2 separate regions of the Mus musculus genome follow, and region 2 is linked to region 1. Evidence: chromatin loops called from intact Hi-C (ENCODE). Cell type or tissue: gastrocnemius. All regions are shown on one strand. Each heading gives the region's core, and the rest is flanking DNA. Links, peaks and the distances in the headings are about the cores only. Region 1 has its middle 82 kb from the start of Gm39339. Region 2 overlaps Ddx10 (DEAD box helicase 10).

The links. Peaks named below come from ENCODE experiments on the same cell type or tissue, not always from the same donor. Only the 100,000 strongest peaks of a DNase experiment are listed, where the experiment ranks them.
Region 2: a loop joins it to region 1, with 4 times the contacts of the local background. A loop is called at or near these places in 6 of 42 quality-filtered maps.

The regions. Positions count from the first base shown.
Region 1 is chr9:52,954,845-52,965,323 of GRCm38, forward strand. No RefSeq gene overlaps it. Among named protein-coding and RNA genes, the nearest start is that of Gm39339, 82 kb to the left of the region's middle. In gastrocnemius, for the core only: no CTCF peak of the experiment used is centred there; a DNase peak (open chromatin) is centred at 5,018; H3K27ac peaks cover 1,155 bases.
Region 2 is chr9:53,138,394-53,148,872 of GRCm38, forward strand. All of the region lies in intron 16 of Ddx10 (DEAD box helicase 10), which reads right to left. Among named protein-coding and RNA genes, the nearest start is that of Ddx10, 100 kb to the right of the region's middle. In gastrocnemius, for the core only: a CTCF peak has its summit at 6,010; a DNase peak (open chromatin) is centred at 6,023.

The DNA.
Region 1 (10,479 bases), core at 3,005-8,004:
TGGTAGGGGAAGGTACTCTACAGGCTTAAAAAAGAAACATGGACACCAACTCAGCCATAATACTTTTGACCTATATTATGTCCTTAGTGCAAGATGTGCTGAGTCAATGGTGGTACAGAACTTATGGGAATAACCAATGTCTGATTTAACTTGAGGTTCATTCCAGGAATGGAGACCATGCCTGACATTGCTTGGATGAGACCAGATAGCCCAGAGACCTAGGGTAGAACCAGACAAATAACAATCAACGAAATGACATTCTGCTACACTCATAGATGGATGCCTTGTTCAGCCATCATCAGTGAGACTTCCCACAGCAGATGAGAGTACATGTGGAAACCCACAGCCAGACATTATGTGAAGAGAGAATCTAAATTGGAGGTCTACATTGGATCTCTCAACTTGGAACTTGGGGAATCCCACCAAAGATGGGGGCCAGAAGATTGTAGGAGTCAGAGGAGATAGGGGACACCAGGAGAATATGGCCCACTAAATCAACTAAACAGGGCACATATGGGCTCACAGAGCCTGAAGCATGAAGCATGGGGGTCTGAAGGAGTCTGTATCCGGTCCTCTGCATATACATTGTGGCCGTTAACTTGTTTTGTGGGAGTTCTCTAACTGTGGACGTGGGTATGTCTTTGACTATTTTTCTTTCTTTCTTTCTTTCTTTCTTTCTTTCTTTCTTTCTTTCTTTCTTTCTTTCTTTCTTTCTCTCTCTCTCTCTTTCTTCCTTCCTTCCTTCCTTCCTTCCTTCCTTTCTTTCTTTCTTTCTCTCTCTCTCCCTCTCTCTCTCTCTTTCTTTCTTTCATTCATTCTTTCTTTTTTTCCCATTTTTATTAGGTATTTAGCTCATTTACATTTCCAATGCTATACCAAAAGTCCCCCATACCCACCCACCCCCACTCCCCTACCCACCCACTCCCCCTTTTTGACCCTGGCATTCCCCTGTACTGGGGCATATAAAGTTTGCGTGTCCAATGGGCCTCTCTTTCCAGTGATGGCCGACTAGGCCATCTTTTGATACATATGCAGCTAGAGTCAAGAGCTCTGGGGTACTGGTTAGTTCATAATGTTGTTCCACCTATAGGGTTGCAGATCCCTTTAGCTCCTTTTACTTTCTCTAGCTCCTCCATTGGGAGCCCTGTGATCCATCCATTAGCTGACTGTGAGCATCCACTTCTGTGTTTGCTAGGCCCCGGCATAGTCTCACAAGAGACAGCTACATCTGGGTCCTTTTGATAAAATCTTGCTAGTGTATGCAATGGTGTCAGTGTTTGGATGCTGATTATGGGGTGGATCCCTGGATATGGCAGTCTCTACATGGACCATCCTTTCATCTCAGCTCCAAACTTTGTCTCTGTAACTCCTTCCATGGGTGTTTTGTTCCCAATTCTAAGGAGGGGCATAGTGTCCACACTTCAGTGTTCATTCTTCTTGAGTTTCATGTGTTTAGCAAATTGTATCTTATATCTTGGGAATCCTAGGTTTGGGGCTAGTATCCACTTATCAGTGAGTACATATTGTGTGAGTTCCTTTGTGAATGTGTTACCTCAAGAAGGTGGACTTCAGAAAATCGAATAACCCCATTAAAAAATGGGGCTCAGAACTGAACAAAGAATTCTCACCTGAGGAATACCGAATGGCAGAGAAGCACCTGAAAAAATGTTCAACATCCTTAATCATCAGGGAAATGCAAATCAAAACAACCCTGAGATTCCACCTCACACCAGTCAGAATGGCTAAGATCAAAAATTCAGGTGACAGCAGATGCTGGCGTGGACGTGGAGAAAGAGGAGCACTCCTCCATTGTTGGTGGGATTGCAGGCTTGTACAACCACTCTGGAAATCAGGCTGGCGGTTCCTCAGAAAATTGGACATAGTACTACCAGAGGATCCAGCAATACCTCTCCTGGGCATATATCCAGAAGATGTTCCAACTGGTAAGAAGGACACATGCTCCACTATCTTCATAGCAGCCTTATTTATAATAGCCAGAAGCTGGAAAGAATCATTCATTCTTTCTTAAAAATTATTTATATGAGTGCAGTATAGCTATCTTCAGACACACCAGAAGAGGGCATCAGATCCCAATTACAGATGGTTGTGAGCCACCATGTGGTTGCTGGAAATTGAACTCAGTAACTCTGGAAGAGCAGTCAGTGCTCTTAAGCACTGAGCCATCTCTCCAGCCCCTCTTTTATCTGATCTTGGGACTCTTTTCCTCCTGTTGGGTTGCCTTGTCCAGCCTCAGTATTAGAGCTTTTGCCTTGTCTTATTGTGTTGTTTTATTGTGTTTGGTTGTTGTCTCTTGGAGGTCTGCTCTTTTCTGAAGGGAGATGAAGGAGTGTGGATTTAGAGGATGTGGCAAAGGAAACTGTGAGGAGTGGGGGAAAGGGAAACTGTGGTCAGGATGTATTGCATGAGAGAAGAATCCACTTAAAAAAAAAAACCAATATGGAGCTCAATCATTTACCAGAACCAGACACAATCTGGAATCTGACTCTCTCTACTTCTATGCAGCTTAACAAATCAAGTTTGTTCAGGCTCATTCATTTACAAACTTTGGCTGGCATCCAGCATCACCAGTATGAGATCATGGGTCCCAAGGAGCTCCTTATATCTATGGTCTGTGGTCTTCCACAGCTAACAATCAGCTCCCTGATGCATTACAACTGCCATTTCCACTCTGGTCATATTACCATGGGGATCACATCAGAGTTCTTTGTAGGAACTAGCTGTAATGCTTTTGCTAATGGCCCATGGCCTTGACTCTTGAGATAACAATATTCGGCAGTGAAAGCTCTTGCTTCTGAAATTCCTCCTCTTGACCCCAGGGTGAAGATGGACAGGGGACAGAGAAGCGAGTATGCCCACTGAGCTAAAAAAAGACCTTTCTATAGGTCCTGTTACTAACTCAGTGAACTTAGATGTTTTTATATGTTGAAGAAGGAGGAGCCATAAAGCCACAGCAAGAGAAGGAAAAATTAAGAGGTACTGATCTAAGAACACCTATTTTCATTTGGATGATAAATACTCATTCAAGAGATCAATATAGTGACTAAAGCCAGTAACAATAAAATAAATTCTGAAGAAACACTTAAAGTGTAAATTGTAAGGTTCCTATCTCTAAAAGTTAAATATGTCCTTACTGTTTGAGTGTGAACCTCAAAGACCTCTGTAGGCTTGTGTCTTTTAATACTCGATCTTCAGCTTAGGAAGCTATTTTGGGATGTTATTAGATCTTTAAGAGGTAAAACTTGAGCTCCTCTTCCCTCCCTCTCTCCCTCCCTCCCTCCCTCCCTCCCTCCCTCCCTCCCTCCCTCCTGTTCAGTCAGACAAGAAGATAGACAAGAACATGGCAGTCTGCACTCCCAGTGAATGATGGCTCCCATGGGCTGCCACGCCTTCCCAATCATGACATCTTGAACTGAACACATCCTTTTCTAGTAAGTTGCTTCTGTCAAGTATTAGGTTTCAGTGAGAAGGGAGAAAGGATGACCTATATGAGATAGTACACTTTAATCAGTCCTGAGGCTCCACGTTATACCTGATTTTATTATTATTATTATTATTATTATTATTATTAATTACCAATTAAAAGCAACTTTAAAAATAAAAAGGGGAACGTAAAGAGACCTGGTTCTATGCTCAACTCAATCACCAGTTCTCTGAAAAGATGGTGTGCACAAAACCTCTTCAGAGTCTGTTTCCTCATCAGTACACAGATGGACTTAATCTGACTTGTTCTGCATTCAAAACTGCCTTGGTTAGTATTTTGATAAGACTTTATATTCCCAACTTGTAAATGTTTTTACCCCTATTAAACCACGGTGAGTAGGAGCTGCCAGGTAAAAACAAGCAAGACTAGAAGCAATGCTTTGTATGGGTGATGGTCAAAGGGGATGCAAAGATGCAGCTTCAGACACTCAGTGAAAGTGATACATACATACATACATACATACATACATACATACATACATGCAACACCATGACCTATGTAAGAAGAGTCAAGAAAATACCAAGCAACAAATCTTGTCTGAGTTGTATGATTGATTGTGATACTTCTATTCCCAGCCATAAAACAATGAGCCCAATAAAAAGGTTAAAGAGTTGAATAGCATCAAGCATGGAGGCAAAAATCAAATCCCAACAACTACTCCTCTAAACTCTTTAAACCTTGTGCCTGGGCCATGTACTCCAAAGCCACAATGGTCACTGGGAAAGAAATGTGTAATAGAATATAGTTGTTCTTTTCTCAGAGGGGTTTCCAGTATCTAAACACATAACATGCATGCATACATACATACACACATATATAAATATGTCTGTGTGTCTGCGTGTCCAAAGCACAGAAGGTCTGTATAGGAGATACAGAAATCCTAGGGCTCATTTTGCATCATATTTTGTTGTTGTTGTTGTTGTTGTTGTTGTTGTTGTTGTTGTTGTCGTCGTCCTGTTCAAAGCCTCAGGGTCATACCTCTGCAGTCACTCTCTAATCTGTCTGCTTTGACTCGTCCAGGCAGAGCTCTATTTTCTCAGAGCACAGAAGAAAGCTTACTCATCACTTTAACAGACATTTGCTGGCTACCTACAGGAAGTCAAATATTATAGCAGGAATTTAATATAAAGATACGTTGATGGCTAATTAAAAAGCCAAATACCTTGATGCTAATTTTCTGATTCCATTCCAGTTCCTTGCTGCTAAACAACCCAAGAAGCTTTCTGCAGAGTTCTAAATACCATGCTCCAGGCCTTGGATCCTTGGTAAAATGAAGAAGAATGGAGTTCTTGTGCCAGCTCTACCAGTATCATGCATTGAGCCAAGGTTTACAAAACCATTCAAGCTCTTGGCTTCCTTCTCTCCCTCATCCACAGGATCCTGGGAGGAGCCAATCACTTGATTGCTGTGAAGTCACTTTGAAATATGGTCTGACTGATGACAAGCCAGAACCCTGCAACTGCAAGATGGAGACTTCACTGGAACCCAGGCTTCTGATTCAGGCAGGCTTCCTCAGCCACTGGGTTTCCATCAGCTGCCACTGCAGCGTCTCCTCAAAGCGCGTGAACTGAAAAGCTGGCACTGGCTCATCTGAAATTCACACACCGGAGCTCCAAACAGACAAGGACGTTCTGAAATTGGAAATGCAGGACGATGGCAGGTGGTGCTGTTCTCCATGAAAAATGAGTTTTAGAGAAACAGCCTTGCTCCTCCCAAAGATGCCTGGGGTTTGTGGGTGATTTGTAATGCTTTCACCGGAAAGCCCTCATCCCCATGAACACATTTTGAAGAGAGAAATCAATCTTACAACATAACAGGGAGAGAAAATCTGTTAGAAAATAATGAAGGGGGGAAAATCTACCTTATTCTAGAATCCTTTATACCAAATAAATGAGTTCCAGACGGGGAAGGCCATATCCATATCTTCCCCTCATTCTTGCCATTTACTGGGTAGACGTAAGAAGGAAGATTGAAGAGAGGGACTGTTACCCAGCTCTACCAGCCATTCCATCTCAATAATTTAGGTGGGATGCCATCAGAGAGAGACAATATTTATCATTTCACCTCAGAAACTCCCTCACCTTATCTTTAACATCTAATACTATGTCAGTGTTCATCTACAGTAGAAAATAACTAAAACTCCCCATGTAACAACTCACAAGAATGCACCATGATAAAATATGCATCCCAATACAAAATGGTAGTTACTATCTTCTTGGGTGTAATTGCAACCTTTAAATGAATACAGCAGCACATAGTGGTTCAATTGAACTCCCAGGCCCCGTTGAACTGTGCCTCAGACTCTGAGACTAGAGAAGGAGAAGAAACCATGAGGCACTCTAAAGGACACATCACAGAATGCATGACAATAAGAAGCTCACCAAGCCAGGCATGGTGGCACACACCTTTAATCCCAGAACTTGGGAGGCAGAGGCAGGAGGATTTCTGAGTTCGGGGCCAGTCTGGTCTACAGAGTAAGTTCCAGGACAGCCAAGGCTACACAGAGAAACCCTGTCTTGAAAAACAAACAAAAAAAGAAGCTCACCAATTTTAGGAGCAGGTAAATTACTGACTGAGGTAGAGTTCAGGAAAAGGTATGGGGCAAAGATGGAAGGTTTAGGGAAGAAGACAAGAGATGGACTAGGGAGAAAGATTGGAAAGTATATCCATGAAAACAGCAATCTAAAGTGAATGTCCACCAGCATGCAGAGAAGTCCCCTTTATACTGGGAAAGAGGGGGGAAACAGCCACTCTTTTCAGGATAGATGAGTCTTAATAAAAGTTGTACAATTGACCCGAAGAAGAAATGAGATGAGATTTTGGAAAAGAAGTGCCATCTACAGGTAATGTTGCTTTCCACCTGTCTCCAGAGCCCCACAAACCTCATCTTCCAACCCTCTCCAGAGGAACCTTGGGTGCAGGAGATGGGGATCTGGCTTAGCAGCAAATCACTTATCTGTCATGTGTAAGGTGTGGGGTTTGACCTTCAAACCCAGAAAACAGAAAACTAAACAATGAAGAATCATATAGACAGACTATTCTTCTCCAGTGTCTTTCTGACCCTTTCTCTGTGTTAAGAACTTCTTTTCTAAAATACACAATCCAAGCACAGCTTGTCTGGGAGAAAGAAATTCTATGAGCACTCACAATGAGTCAATAAATAATCCAGTAGAAGCCAAGACGGTACTAGTCTGGAATGCCACTTATGTATGGGCAGGAGTCACAAAGTACTCACTGTCTTTCCCCTGTACATCCAAAGGACCAATACACAAAACAGAGACCATCCCAAGGAGAAGCCTAGCTGCATGCCCTGGACACAATGACAGAAAGATGTTACAACTTGAGATGTCCTTAAAATACACACCAGTGAAGGTAATGGGGACTGAACATGAAAGAACATGCTGAAAAGCATGTCATGATGAACTCAGAAAAATAAGAAACAGTGCAGAACCATGTATGAGTACAATGGAACTCACAGGCAAAAAACACCTCACCTCAAAGCTCAGGAAGATGTCCAAAACCTGACACAGGCACAGTGAATCTAAGATAATAATTACCCTGTGCCCTTTAAACCATACATTCCAATCCTCGAATAGGAGTCAAAAACATATTGAGGTGACTCAACTAGTGGGTCTTTATCTGATGGGTCAATGCCTAAGAAAAGAGTTGAAGGCTTTGCTACCACATCCCATAACAGAAACCAGAGAGTAAGGTGTGTGTTTCTATATGTATGTGTGTGTACACACATATATAATAAAATGTGCACTATTTTGTCATACGTCCTTTCCCATGTGTCTCTGCTGGTAATTTCAGTAAGAACACCAAATAGCTATTAAGTGTGCCACCCACAAGCTTCCAAGTCAAGAGGTCATTTCCATATGGCATTATGAAAGGTAAGTTGAAAGAATTTGAGCTCCATCTCTGATACTAGTGAACTTTACATTTTAAAATTATTCCTCCCACAGTCAGCAAATATTCTTTAACTGTCCACTAGCCAATAATAAATGTGGGAGAGAATCAAGATGACTGAATAAGAAAATATGCTCCCTAGGAAGGACTTCAGGAAAGGGGTCAGTCCTCTACCCACATTAGCAAGGACAGACCATGGGCTTAATTAGGAGTAAGCTAATGCAGATCCTAAGTAGTGAGACCCAGCTCGAAGCCTAATGTAGACAGTAGAAAATAAAAAAGGGCGAGTCAGACCCAGGTTCATTGTCTGCAAGATGTTAATAGCAAAGAACAGCATCTCCTGACTCTGGTTTAAAGGCCTTATAATGATAGGTCCAAGTATAACAGTCCAGAATTCAAATTCCCAGCAGAAGAAATACAAGCTTTGGACCTTGCTCCAAACTCCATTTCCATCTGCACTCATTCTTTGAGTCTGCTCCTTTCCTTGATTGCCAATGCCAATGCCCCATTTGAAGGCCTGGGATCAACAATAGATCAATGGGTAAATATCTGTGCAACACACTTAGTACAATGTCAGTCACTCATGTTAGTTCCTGTTCTCATTTTTATACCAATTGTGAATACATGAAGGGAAGAAAGATAACGCTGATGATACATAAAGGAAAGATACTGAATTGAGAATTGTGATGTGTCTGCCACAACAGTGAGCTCTGTAACTGCAGACTTTCCTACCAGCACTTAAGTTCTCCCTAGTTAATGACTCTGAGATTTCTTGTATATGAATATATGTGTATGCCAATAGCTCTGGCTCATTTCTGCTAGCTCATAACGCAGCTATCCCATTTAATGTAGCTCAACTCATGACATGTGGCTAGTTACCTGGTCCTTAGTTTCAAGCAATGATGGTTATCTTCCTCTGTGTCCAGGAGAATCTCTCCACCCTGACTCAGCCCCAGGATATTTCTCTCTCTCTCTCTCTCTCTCTCTCTCTCTCTCTCTCTCTCTCTCTCTCTCTCTCTCTCTCTCTCTCTTCCCTCTCCTCTCCTCTCCTCTCCTCTCCTCTCCTCTCCTCTCCTCTCCTCTCTTCAGCTTTCCTCTCCTCAAATCCTGCCTCAGCTCATTGGCCAAACATCATTTTATTGACAGGTGACTTTTTACATAGTACACAAGACATTGTTTGTACAGAGCTCTGTGTCTTCATAAATTAGCTCACATTCAATCACAAGTAAGATGAACAAGGTGACCTCTGAGATGTCTTTTGGCAAAAGGGAATTCTGGTAGGAATGGGTGACAGTGCTAAAAGTAACAGGGTATAGAGACACCAGCCTCAAGTAACACAAGAATAGCTCAACTGAGCTAGAATTGCTAACCCTCTCAGTACTAGAAAATTCAGAGATCAAACAGAACAGCCTTGGATTATATATAAAAGAGTTGGGGGACACAGAGAGTAAGAGCAGGAGAAAAGAGACAGAACTCTTCAGAAGTCACATTTACAGGTTTTAGATGAGTCTTACATATCCAAGATAGACTTTAAATCACTGATCACTGATCCTTACTGGACAATCCAAGAGACTCCATAATGGAGTACCATGATTCTTGTGTACAGTAGATAGGCAAGAAAGATGTAGGTGTCAAAAGAGGGTTAAGTAGCAACCATTTTGGGAGATGTGTTGGCCTCTGTCCATGTAAACACACACCTATTCTCCCTATTATTAGATAGGTGTCCTCATCTCTGTTTCAAGTACTATATATAAATCACTCCTTCCAACCAGACAACTGGCCTAACCCCTGCTCAAATTAGAAATATACCATTTAGTATTAATGGGAGCTACTTAAGCAGTTTACAGAGGGTAGGAGGACCTAGCTGGGCTAAAGATGCCACAGTCTACTCTTCCAAGTCCTTGAGCCTCAAGAATATACATCCTACAAAAAAAAAAAAACCCAGATTTAACATCATGTCATGAGATGAGAGGGAAGTGACTTTTCTCTACTGTTTGCCCCTCTCCACACATAAAGGCAAAAACACCTAACCATTAACCACCAGAAGTATCACACTGGGACTATTTCAGAATAGTATCTGAAAAGTAATAAAATGTTTTTTAATACTCCACAAAAGGACAATTCTTTACACTCATCCTTAATTATGCTGTCTCTCTGAAATATCTCCAGACCCCACAGGCTCTCAGGAGCCCCAGAAGAAACAGCTACAAGGCTATTTCAACCCAGCCCTAGTCCTAGACCATCCAATGACACCATATGCTTTCTGCACTTCCCATTACCCTTCATACTCACTCTGCTGAATCTCTCTGTGGCTCTGCTTGGCCACTTTCTCTTCATCCTGAGATAGCAATATAAATGCCTCTTCCACCTAGAATTCCACGGTTGAGTCCAAGATTGGCTTAAATGCCCTTTCTTACCTATACCTTTACATGTCCCAGCAATAGCTGGTTCTACTATCATTGTCTGTTGGCTTATCTGTCTCCTCTATCATGTTAGCTTATCTGTCTCCTCCACACACTTATCAGATCCTTGAGGATAGAGTTTCATCTTCAATTACTTAGTGCAGAAGTCGCATATAGAAGTTAATAATTATTTATTAAAAAATGAATAAATCAATCAAAGTAGATAAATGCTTGGAATAAAGAACTACTTGGGTCTACTTACACACAAGCTAGTAAACCTGGTGAGAGAGAAGTAGAAAATCCCAGACCTGAAATATGGGTACATCCCCTACAGTTCACAGTGCTGCCGGTTGATGATTGTGGAGCCAAAAATCAGAACTGATGAATGGGCAGTGTCAGAGGACAAAGGAAAGACTCCCAAAGTCACACTTGATTCCCTTTACAAGGAAAAAAAGAAGGGACCTACCTTTTATAGAGCATATACAAATATCCCTTTTATACTAAGATAAGGCAAGGCACAGGAAGCTAATAACACATCATGCACATAGCAACGTGGTATAAAACTTGGCCATTCTGATTTCAGAGTCCATACCTTTTCCCCCCTTCTCCTTCCCACCTTTTCCCAGATGCTCCTTTCGACATTCTGGGAAACAAGATGTTGGCTGG
Region 2 (10,479 bases), core at 3,003-8,002, 180 kb after region 1:
TGGGCAGGCACCAAACTCTGATAACACCATGCTGTGTTTGCAGACAAGAGCCCAGCAAGGCTATCCTCTAAGAGGCTCTACCAGCAGCTGACTAAGACAGATGCAGATACTTACAGCCAACCATTAGACTAAGGTTGGAGACCCATATGGAAGAGATAAGGAAAGGATTGAAGGAACAGATTGCAACCCTATAGGAAGACCAACAGTATCAACTAACCTGAACTCCTGGGAGCTCCCAGAGACTAAGGCACCAACCAAAGTGCACACATGGGCTGGTCTGTGGCCCTCAGCACATATGTAGTAGAGGACTCCCTTGTTTGGCTTCAGTGGGATAGAATGTGCCTAATACTGTAGAGACTTGATGCCCCACAGAAGGGGAAAGCACCCATTCAGAATCAAGGGGGAGAGGGAATACGGTGAAGAACTCTTGGAGGAAGGGCTGGGAAGGGGGGCAACATTTAGAAAGTAAATAAAGCAATTTTTGAAAACTATTAAAAACAACCCTAACCATGTTATGTCACTATTAATTAATAATAACTTCAGACATCTGATCTATAGCAAATTTTCAATTTTTAAGGTAAAATAAATAGCACTTTCTGATAAGCCCTGGAAGAATATGAACAGAAAGTCAACAGTATTTTTAAGATTTCTGTTCAGCTGGTGGAAAGATGGGTTATTATCTTCTGGGATAAGGAAGATCATGGCAATAACATATTTGGGTCACAAAGATATGAAGCTTGCATTTAAATATATTGAGATTGTCATTTTAAACCCCAAATAAAGATGTCAAATAGGCAACTGCCTATAGGAATATATTCATCAAAGGAATCTAGCCAGATGTGTCCAAGAGGTGGCCCAGAGGCCACAGGAACCCTGTGGTAGCTATGATTCTAGCTCAACACATTCATACATGACAATGCCATGTTATAGTTTTGAAATGTAAGGTACTCTGTTAGATATATACTTATTAGTTTAGATAATCTACTAAAATAGAATTTTAAGAATTTGACACAATTATGTAAGTGTGCAAACACTAAAAATTATTCCCAGTTTTCTAGGCAATGATTATAGAAATTCTTGAATTTCAGTCTTCTAATATATATATATACATTTTACCAGAATTCTCTACAATGAAGGTAAAAATATTAACTGTCAAAATGCCTGTAAAAATATTTTAACAGATTTAGCATACTTCATAAAAAGCATAATTTTAGAAACTAGAATAACTACCAAATTTTTCTTAATACAAAAAAATCTTTTTGCAAAATTATAGAATATCAAGCAAGAACAAAATTGAGATTTTGTGATCTGTAAATACATTTAAACACACTTTTTTTCAGTCTTCTTTTTGATACTCACCGTGATGACTCACACAGTCTGTTCATATTTAGGGCACTGTTTATACATTAAGTGACCTTCAGAAGGGTACCAGACCCCGCCACCACCAAACAAATACTAATAAAAATTTACTCAATAAAAATGTGATGAAATAGTCAAATGGAAAGGTTCAAGAACATCAAATATATGTTATTCTAAGAGATTTCTCTGACATTTAAATATTAATATTTTCAGATTTGAGCATTAAATAATGAAAAAAAGTGCTTTCCCAATTGAGCTCATTTTCATTGAAAAGAACTGACTGGGAAAGCATTTTTCACTGTTTCATGTTCACATGAACATAAATTCCAGGAAACCATACCACATCTGAGTATATAACCCAAGGGATCTAGGTCAATGTACAACAGAAATAATTATGTAATCTATGTTTACTTAAGCATTTTTTGATAACCAAGTTACAGAATTAATCTAAATACCCATAAATAAACAGATAAAGAAAATGTGATACAAATATAAAAGTTTATCCAGCAACAAAAGTATGAAATTATGCCACCTGCAAAAATGAATTAAACTAAAGATCATCATATCAAGTGAAATCAGGCAGGATCAGAAAGGCAAGTTTCTTTTATTACACTGTGAGTTGCTCAAGAACAGGTTTAATTCAATCTTGCCATTATCAGGATTAACACATGATAGGCACTTTAAGACCTGTAGAGCAAAAAGATGAATCCTTTTAGGATCTTCCCTCCTTTTGGTATCTAATAGCCTCTATTACTATTTAGCTAGGTCTCCTGTTTCCCTTTTGCATGACAGTAAAATCTGATATATTCTATATTCTCAAAACCATTCTCTAAAAACTCGTATAAAGTCCAAAAAAACGCCCTGTGATGATTACAGATTTCTTCTACATTCTAACTACTGTTGGAAATGCTATATAGAATAAACCCACACACCTGCAAATGTTATGTAGAAAGGGACATAAAACTGACAGTGAATATTTTATTACCTAAGGGAATTGTAAACCTGAAAGGGAGGCTATAAGACATCTGTCTAGTCCAGAACATCTGAGTCACAGTAGATCTATTCAATGCCACACTGACCTCTGCGGGCACCAAAAACCAGAGATCAGAGTCTCAGACCATTAAACAGACTAGGTTAGTACCAGTTTAGTGTAAAGTACCAAGGGCAATTTCTTTTGCATGCGGTTTGAAAGTTTACAGAGTAAAAACACGAGATGCTGGCAAGTACTCCGAAACACAAATAGAGCCGGGGATGCTGAGCTTGAATGACTCACGAGAGCACACTTCCCCTCACATAGACACTCTCCTATAGAAGCATAAATGGAACCAAAAAGGGATTCTTACCTCAGGACTTTAAAGTACCTCAGGTTTTAATAATATAAAGAATTTATAAAGAAAGAAATTTATACGCCTTCCACCCAAATATTTAGATGGGAGAGACGAAGGAAGGAAGGTGCTAGATGTCTACAGCTGAAGCACCTTTGAGCCACTTAGTGACAACACACTCCAGCTTCCACTAATCCTCAGAGTAAGTTTATCTTAAAGAACATATGCAATGTGCTGACTGCAATAATTTGCATCTTTAAAGGTGATCACAGCTCACTATATAGATGTACCATCCTCGAAAAGAGCCCTGGAAGGCTGACAATGCAGGCCACATCGCTGCTGTATTATAGAAGAAGAAACTAGAGTTAAGAAGATATATCCTGGGCCACAAAACTTATGGGCCAGAAATGAACTTTGAGACCTCATGTTCTTCTGAGAGCAACTAGGGAGCTTGGCAGTTACTGATTAAGGAAGACCCATAACCTATTACCAGATAATTACAATGGAGAAGAATTCACAGTGTGGATGTTTTCATCCATTCTAATGTTTCCACCTTTGCTTAGGGAATATTTGTTCTTTTTCTTCCTTCATTTTGTTTTTCTCAAAGGAGCACTACAAACCACCAAGTAGCAGTTGTACAGACAAGGGCAAAACATTTAAGGGTAAGAGCACTTTAGGAAACATTTTTCTAAGCTACAGAACCACAAGAACTATTCATTTTCTTATTTGAGAGAAATGTATAAATTTTAGGAGGTGAATCACTACATTTCTTGGAACATGGGGATATTAAAATTATGTATTTGAAGAATATAAATAATAAAGAATATAAACTTTCAGAGCTTTCATTTAAGCCCCTTTATAGGGGTTATAGCTTATTACCAAAGTTATTCATAAAAATCTTATATTCAAGAATCTCCAAACTTAAACATCTGAGCTGACAGTTCTTATAGAAATCTAACCTACCACTTCATTTTCAATTAAAAAAAATCTTGATTGAAGTATGCTGTGTTCCAACTCTGACCCATAATTGTTTCTGTCTGAAAGAACTGCAGGGATGGAAAAGGAGAGGAGCCTGAGGAAAAGAAGGTCCAGCGATCGTCCCAAAGTGGGATCCAGCTCAAGGGGAGGACTCAAGGTCTAACACTATTATTGAGTCAATGGAATGCTCACAAAAAGGGATCTATCATGACTGCCCTCTGAAAGACCCAACAAGCAACTGAAAGAATCAGATGCAGATATTTGCACCCAACCAATGGACAGAAGCAGCTGACCCCCTGTTGTTGAATTAGGGAAGGCTGAAAGAAGCTGAGAAGGATGATCCTGTAGGAGGACCAGGAGTCTTAATTAATTTGGACCCCCGAGATCTCTCAAACACTGGACCACCAAACAGGCAGCATACACCAGCTGATATGAGGCCCCCAACACACATACAGTAGAGGACTGCCAGGTCTGTGTTCATTCAGAGATGGTGCACCTAACCCTCAAGAGACTGAAGGCCCCAGGGACTTTAGAGACAAAACAAAGTCCTGAATAAGGCCAAAAGACCTTTGTTGAGTCAGACAGAAACCTGAGAATGCTTTCATTTCACCAGTTAAATCTGACCTGGTCCAAGTCAGTGAGCAGATATTCTGAGGCAAGCTTCTTTCAGAAGTTTTAAGGCTATAGTGCTTCCACTTATTTCATAAACTCATTGCTTAAAGATTATCTTGATGAAAGCATTCTGAAAGGCTAAGGCACTCCAGATGATGTTGTAGAACAGCTACACCAACACACCATAAAAATAACAAATTCAAGAGTTGTCTTCCAGTAAAGAAATCTTTCAATCCTGTAATATATCAATAATAATAAAAAAAAACATGGAAGAGAAAAATCTTTATGCATGAAATATTATAAATACCTGGCAATATCTTTTCCCCAAAGCAAGAAAATAGAGTAAAGATAAATTACTTATTGTTGGTTATAATAACAACAGCAACAAAATTTTAGTTTCCAAGTATTTTCATTGGAGGGCCAAAAAGAAAAAACCTAACAAACAAAAACTGTATCAGAGAGAAAAAACAAATTCTTCTTAGTGGTATTTTAGAGACACATGACTACTTGCAAGGACAAATTCTTCTAGTACCTAACTTTAGATTCTTTGGAGCACTAGTTTATGGTGCTCTCCAACAAAAGTCTTTATGGCTTAAAAAGAAGAAACAATAAAGCTTTGTAACTCTAAAGCCCACGCAAAACAAAAAATAAAAATGTATCCTCAAAAGTCTTCCTTATGCCACTAATACAAGAGATAGTAGATACCATAAATTCTTAAAAATAGGAAATCACTGCCCTATCACTCACTTCTAAAACCAAGAACACTTTTAAATAATCAGTGCAAAGCTTATTCTTTGTTAGCTGTGTTCACCTGTCTGTTTTCATTACCCACTGACTCCTTTCTCCTTTAAAGATAAAACGCAGAACCCCGTCTGGGATTTAAGGGCATTTGCAACCACATTTATCTATTTGGGAAATCTATTGAGCAGACTAGAAAAACAAAAATTAAGCAAAACTTTTACATGCAATACAGTAAAAGAGCTTTGTCATTTGGGGAAGCAGAAATACCTCATTCCAATATATTCACTTACTAATAGTGATTGCTCTAAATGAGTCATTTGATTTTTAAGTGAACTGCTCTAACATCTTGTACAAAAAATAAAAAATAAAAAGCAAAAAGGGAAGCATAATAGGGAAAACACATACAGAAAGATTACATAAAGCTTCTTTATGGGTTCATGAAAATTAGAAACTGCCAATCATATGTATAGTGGGAGCTAAACTTAAATATGCCAGTTCTGCTGGTTGCTTTAGTCAACCTGACAGATCTAGATGGCTGCAAAGAAGGAATCTTCATTGAGGAAAATGACTCAATAAGACTGGCCTGTTGGCAAACCTGTGGGGTATTGTCTTGATTAATGACTGAGAGGGCCGAGATCCTTTTGGGCAGTACAACCCTTGGGTAGGTGGTCCTGGGTTGCATAAGAAATCAGGCTGAGCGGGCCATTAGGAGTAAAACAGTAAGCAGTTCCTTCATAGCCTGAGCTTCAGTTTTGTCTCCAGGTTCCTGCCTTGAGTTTCTGCCCTGAGTTCCTTCCAAATGCACTACAAAACTATAATCAGAAATAAATCCTTTCCTCCACAAGTTGCTTTTGGTCGTGGACGTTATCACAGCAATAGAAACCTAAGTAGGATGCCACCTCTTCTTTTCTATAGCATATGCTGGTGTTTGCATTTATTATGTCAGCCAGACTGTTTTCACATTAATAGTTTCCCTTGTGTGGCAGAGGCCTCTAGTGGTCACGCTTAGCTTTGCAATCTGTGGGCTAGACAGGTTGACTCACCCTTCTAAAACTCCCCAGCTCAAAATCCCTAGGGTAGCTGCTCAAGATGAGGGGTGCTTCCCAACTGTGCCAGGAATGTAGGAAGCAACCACAACCACTGAGGTATGTAGGGACACGGGGCCTTTTTTTCATACTTCCAAGACTCCCCAGCGTTAATCACCCTGCTGAAGTAACATAGCAAAGTAGGTGTAAAACAGATGGTTGTAGCTTCAAGGTTTCCGTGTTCTATCGCAGTGAAAGACAGATGTGTGGCTGCACAGATTTGAGTTCAGGCCCAGGTCCATCAAGAGAAGGTTCCTTACTATCAGTTGATGAAATGTGCTCCCAGTACACAAGTCTGGGAATGCTTTTCCCTGTGTTATCTTCTGTCTGAGCTGAACCTACTGCTGCATGCACTCTCATTCTTAGTAAATCTTTTTCTTTCTCCTCGCCTCTTACTGCTTTCTTTTTTCTTCTATAATATTCTTCTCTACTCCTGCCCTTACTTTGTTTCTCCTCTATTTCCCTCTTTTACTTGCCTTTATCTGCTGAGTAAACTATTCTTAAGACCATTATTGTCAAAGTAAATTAAGTATCCCAGCAATAAAACTAGAAAGACTTATGACTATAGAACTTTCAACCTCAAAATATATAAATTGTTTTAAATTTCAATATAATGTCACTTTCCAGGGTTTCAGTTCTAAGTTGTTCTCTTTGTTCCTTTATCAACAATATTCTATTTCATCAGCAATATACTTCTACTTAATAAATCCTCCTTCTTTTCAAAGTTATGGGAGCCCTGACAAGTCTGAGGGTGTATCTCAAGTTTTTGCACTGTTTTTTCTTTCTTTACATAACTGCAAAACTCCTTCCAGCCATCAGCTCTTATAATCAGCATGTGTGACCAACCACCAGTGCCTTAGGAAACCTAGCTAAATGAGAGCTAAATAATGAGCTTTATTTCAAAGACTAACAACTCTTAACTCCAAAAGCAATGTACTCTATTGATCATCATGACAACTATATTTCATTTTGTTAGCTGAAAAACAAGCAGTCCTCCTGTTCAGCTTATTTCTTTACTTTAGAAAGTTTTCATTAACGAAAAGATCTGTATCTTGGAGCCAGTAAAATGCTCAGTGGGTAAGCATGCTTGACACCAATCCGGAAAGCCTGTATTTATTTAAACCAGGGACACACATGGTGAAAGGAGAGAACTCCAGCAAGTTGTCCTCTGACCTACACATGTGCACTGTAATGTGTACACATGCACACTCACACACACGGTTAATATACTTAAACAAAAAACAAGCAATGGATGGATGGATGGATGGATGGATGGATGGATGGATGGATGGATGGATGGATTTTAGAAACCCGTATCTCCCAAACCACTAAATACTGGGTACTCAGGAAATCATGAAAGTTTCACCCTCATATTTTTCTTTCAACAGATCACAGATATAAACTTTAACAAAATAATATATCAAGTTTCTGAGAGGTGCACTAGGCTTTCATTTTACCTCAGTATACAGAGAATGTCAGGGAACTGGTTAAAAATTGGCCATTCTGCCCACGATAACACTCTCAAAGGAGACAGCTCTCATTTCTGCACCCCCAGAAAGGGGCTGTGATATGGAGGTTTCTCAACTATGCTCAGCAGCTGTAAGACAAAGCTTCATCTATTAAAGGTCCAGAGTAGACAACCTTGTCATTGGCACAGCCTTGCCTTCTTTCATTTATCCTCAGCATTCTCCTCCATGGCTACACAGATACAGTTACAAGACCTTCCCCTGACAAGGACGTCCTCTACTTGATGTGCAAAAACATGAAAAGGGAGGAGAGGAGGGAGGTTTTCATCAACAAGTTCACATTCAAGATCAGCCCTATTGGAAAAACTTAACACTGGGCCATAAATCGACTTCCCCAACAAAAAGAGGATCAAAACTAAACACAGACGCCCACCTATGGGGAAACTAAGGAAAGAATATTTAGAAGCAGTCTAGTAAGTGAGAATAACTTCTTACAATTCAAACTATTATGAAAGACTCAGAACACAGCATCAACAAATATAAAAAATAAACTATACTACATAGTCTTCCCTCAAAACAAGACAAGTTTCTTATCCATTCTCAAACACCCAAACCTGAAGATGCCCAAGTCCCTATACTCTAGATCACACCAGTTATAATACCCAGTACTATGTTAAGTTGTATGCAATTGTTAAGTTCTTTAAAATAACAACAACAACAACAACAACAATAATAATAATAATAATGGCAAAGGTTGGAGAGGTAGTTCAATGATTAAGAACACTTGTTACAGAATTCTCACCTGAGGAATACCGAATGGCAGAGAAGCACTTGAAAAAATGTTCAACATCCTTAATCATCAGGGAAATGCAAATCAAAACAACCCTGAGATTCCACCTCACACCAGTCAGAATGGCTAAGATCAAAAATTCAGGTGACAGCAGATGCTGGCGAGGATGTGGAGAAAGAGGAACACTCCTCCATTGTTGGTGGGAGTGCAGGCTTGTACAACCACTCTGGAAATCAGTCTGGCGGTTCCTCAGAAAACTGGACATAGTACTACCGGAGGATCCAGCAATACCTCTCCTGGGCATATATCCAGAAGATGCCCCAACAGGTAAGAAGGACACATGCTCCACTATGTTCATAGCAGCCTTATTTATAATAGCCAGAAGCTGGAAAGAACCTAGATGCCCCTCAACAGAGGAATGGATACAGAAAATGTGGTACATCTACACAATGGAGTACTACTCAGCTATTAAAAAGAATGAATTTATGAAATTCCTAGCCAAATGGATGGACCTGGAGGGCATCATCCTGAGTGAGGTAACACATTCACAAAGAAACTCACACAATATGTATTCACTGATAAGTGGATATTAGCCCCAAACCTAGGATACCCAAGATATAAGATATAATTTGCTAAACACATGGAACTCAAGGAGAATGAAGACTGAAGTGTGGACACTATGCCCCTCCTTAGATTTGGGAACAAAACACCCATGGAAGGAGTTACAGAGACGGAGTTTGGAGCTGAGATGAAAGGATGGACCATGTAGAGACTGCCATAGCCAGGGATCCACCCCATAATCAGCATCCAAACGCTGACACCATTGCATACACTAGCAAGATTTTATTGAAAGGACGCAGATGTAGCTGTCTCTTGTGAGACTATGCCGGGGCCCAGCAAACACAGAAGTGGATGCTCACAGTCAGCTAATGGATGGATCATAGGGCTCCCAATGGAGGAGCTAGAGAAAGTAGCCAAGGAGCTAAAGGGATCTGCAACCCTATAGGTGGAACAACATTATGAGCTAACCAGTACCCCGGAGCTCTTGACTCTAGCTGCATATATATCAAAAGATGGCCTAGTCGGCCATCACTGGAAAGAGAGGCCCATTGGACTTGCAAACTTTATATGCCCCAGTACAGGGGAATACCAGGGCCAAAAAGGGGGAGTGGGTGGGCAGGGGAGTGGGGGTGGGTGGATATGGGGGACTTTTGGTATAGCATTGGAAATGTAAATGAGTTAAATACCTAATAAAAAATGGAAAAAAAAAATAAAAAAATAAAAAAAAAAAGAACACTTGTTACTTTTCCAGAGGATCCAAATTCAGTTCTCGGCACCCACATCACATGGCTCACAACCACTTATAGCTCCAACTCTAGGGAGACCTGACCTCCACAGGCACCTGCAGTCATATACACATAGCCCCACACCGCCACAAACAAGAACACATAATTAAATATAAAATCTTCTTTAAAAATTAATGCAAGGATATGTACATGTTCACTATAAATGTAGGCTTAGCTACAATTCTGGTCTATAGATAGATTACTCTACAGATAAGAGACCCACAAATACAAAGGAAGACTATACAAACAAATGTAAAAACACAAAGGAAATATAGAAACATGACATTTACTATCTGGAAATTGAGAGCTTATTATTAAAACAAAGTATGCTTGTGTTAATGTTGACCATGAAATACCCATAAAGATCAACTGTTTTCATTAAGATTAAGATTTTCTTCTTAGACTTTATCCATTACTGTTCCTATGATCCAATTTCCAGGTCATGACACAAGACAGAGTGGATTTAGTAGTGAATGTAAGCACTCTTTTTCTTTTACACCATAAAGTAATTAACTGGTTTCCACTTCCAAAGTACAGCAGCGGTATCATCTCCAACTTGCTTCCTATGTGCTACAACCAGTATAAAGGTGGGGGAGCAAAGAACATGGTGGACTTGCTCAAGTGAGTCAGACGTTTGCTAACTGCCAAGAAAAACTCAATCATGGCTAGTCAGGCATGGCACATATAGAATGTGAAATGAAATTCAGTGTTTGCCCCTGGGTCCCAGAAGTCATTTCTATCAGATGCCCTCAGAATGCAGGAGCTTTCGGAAACCTT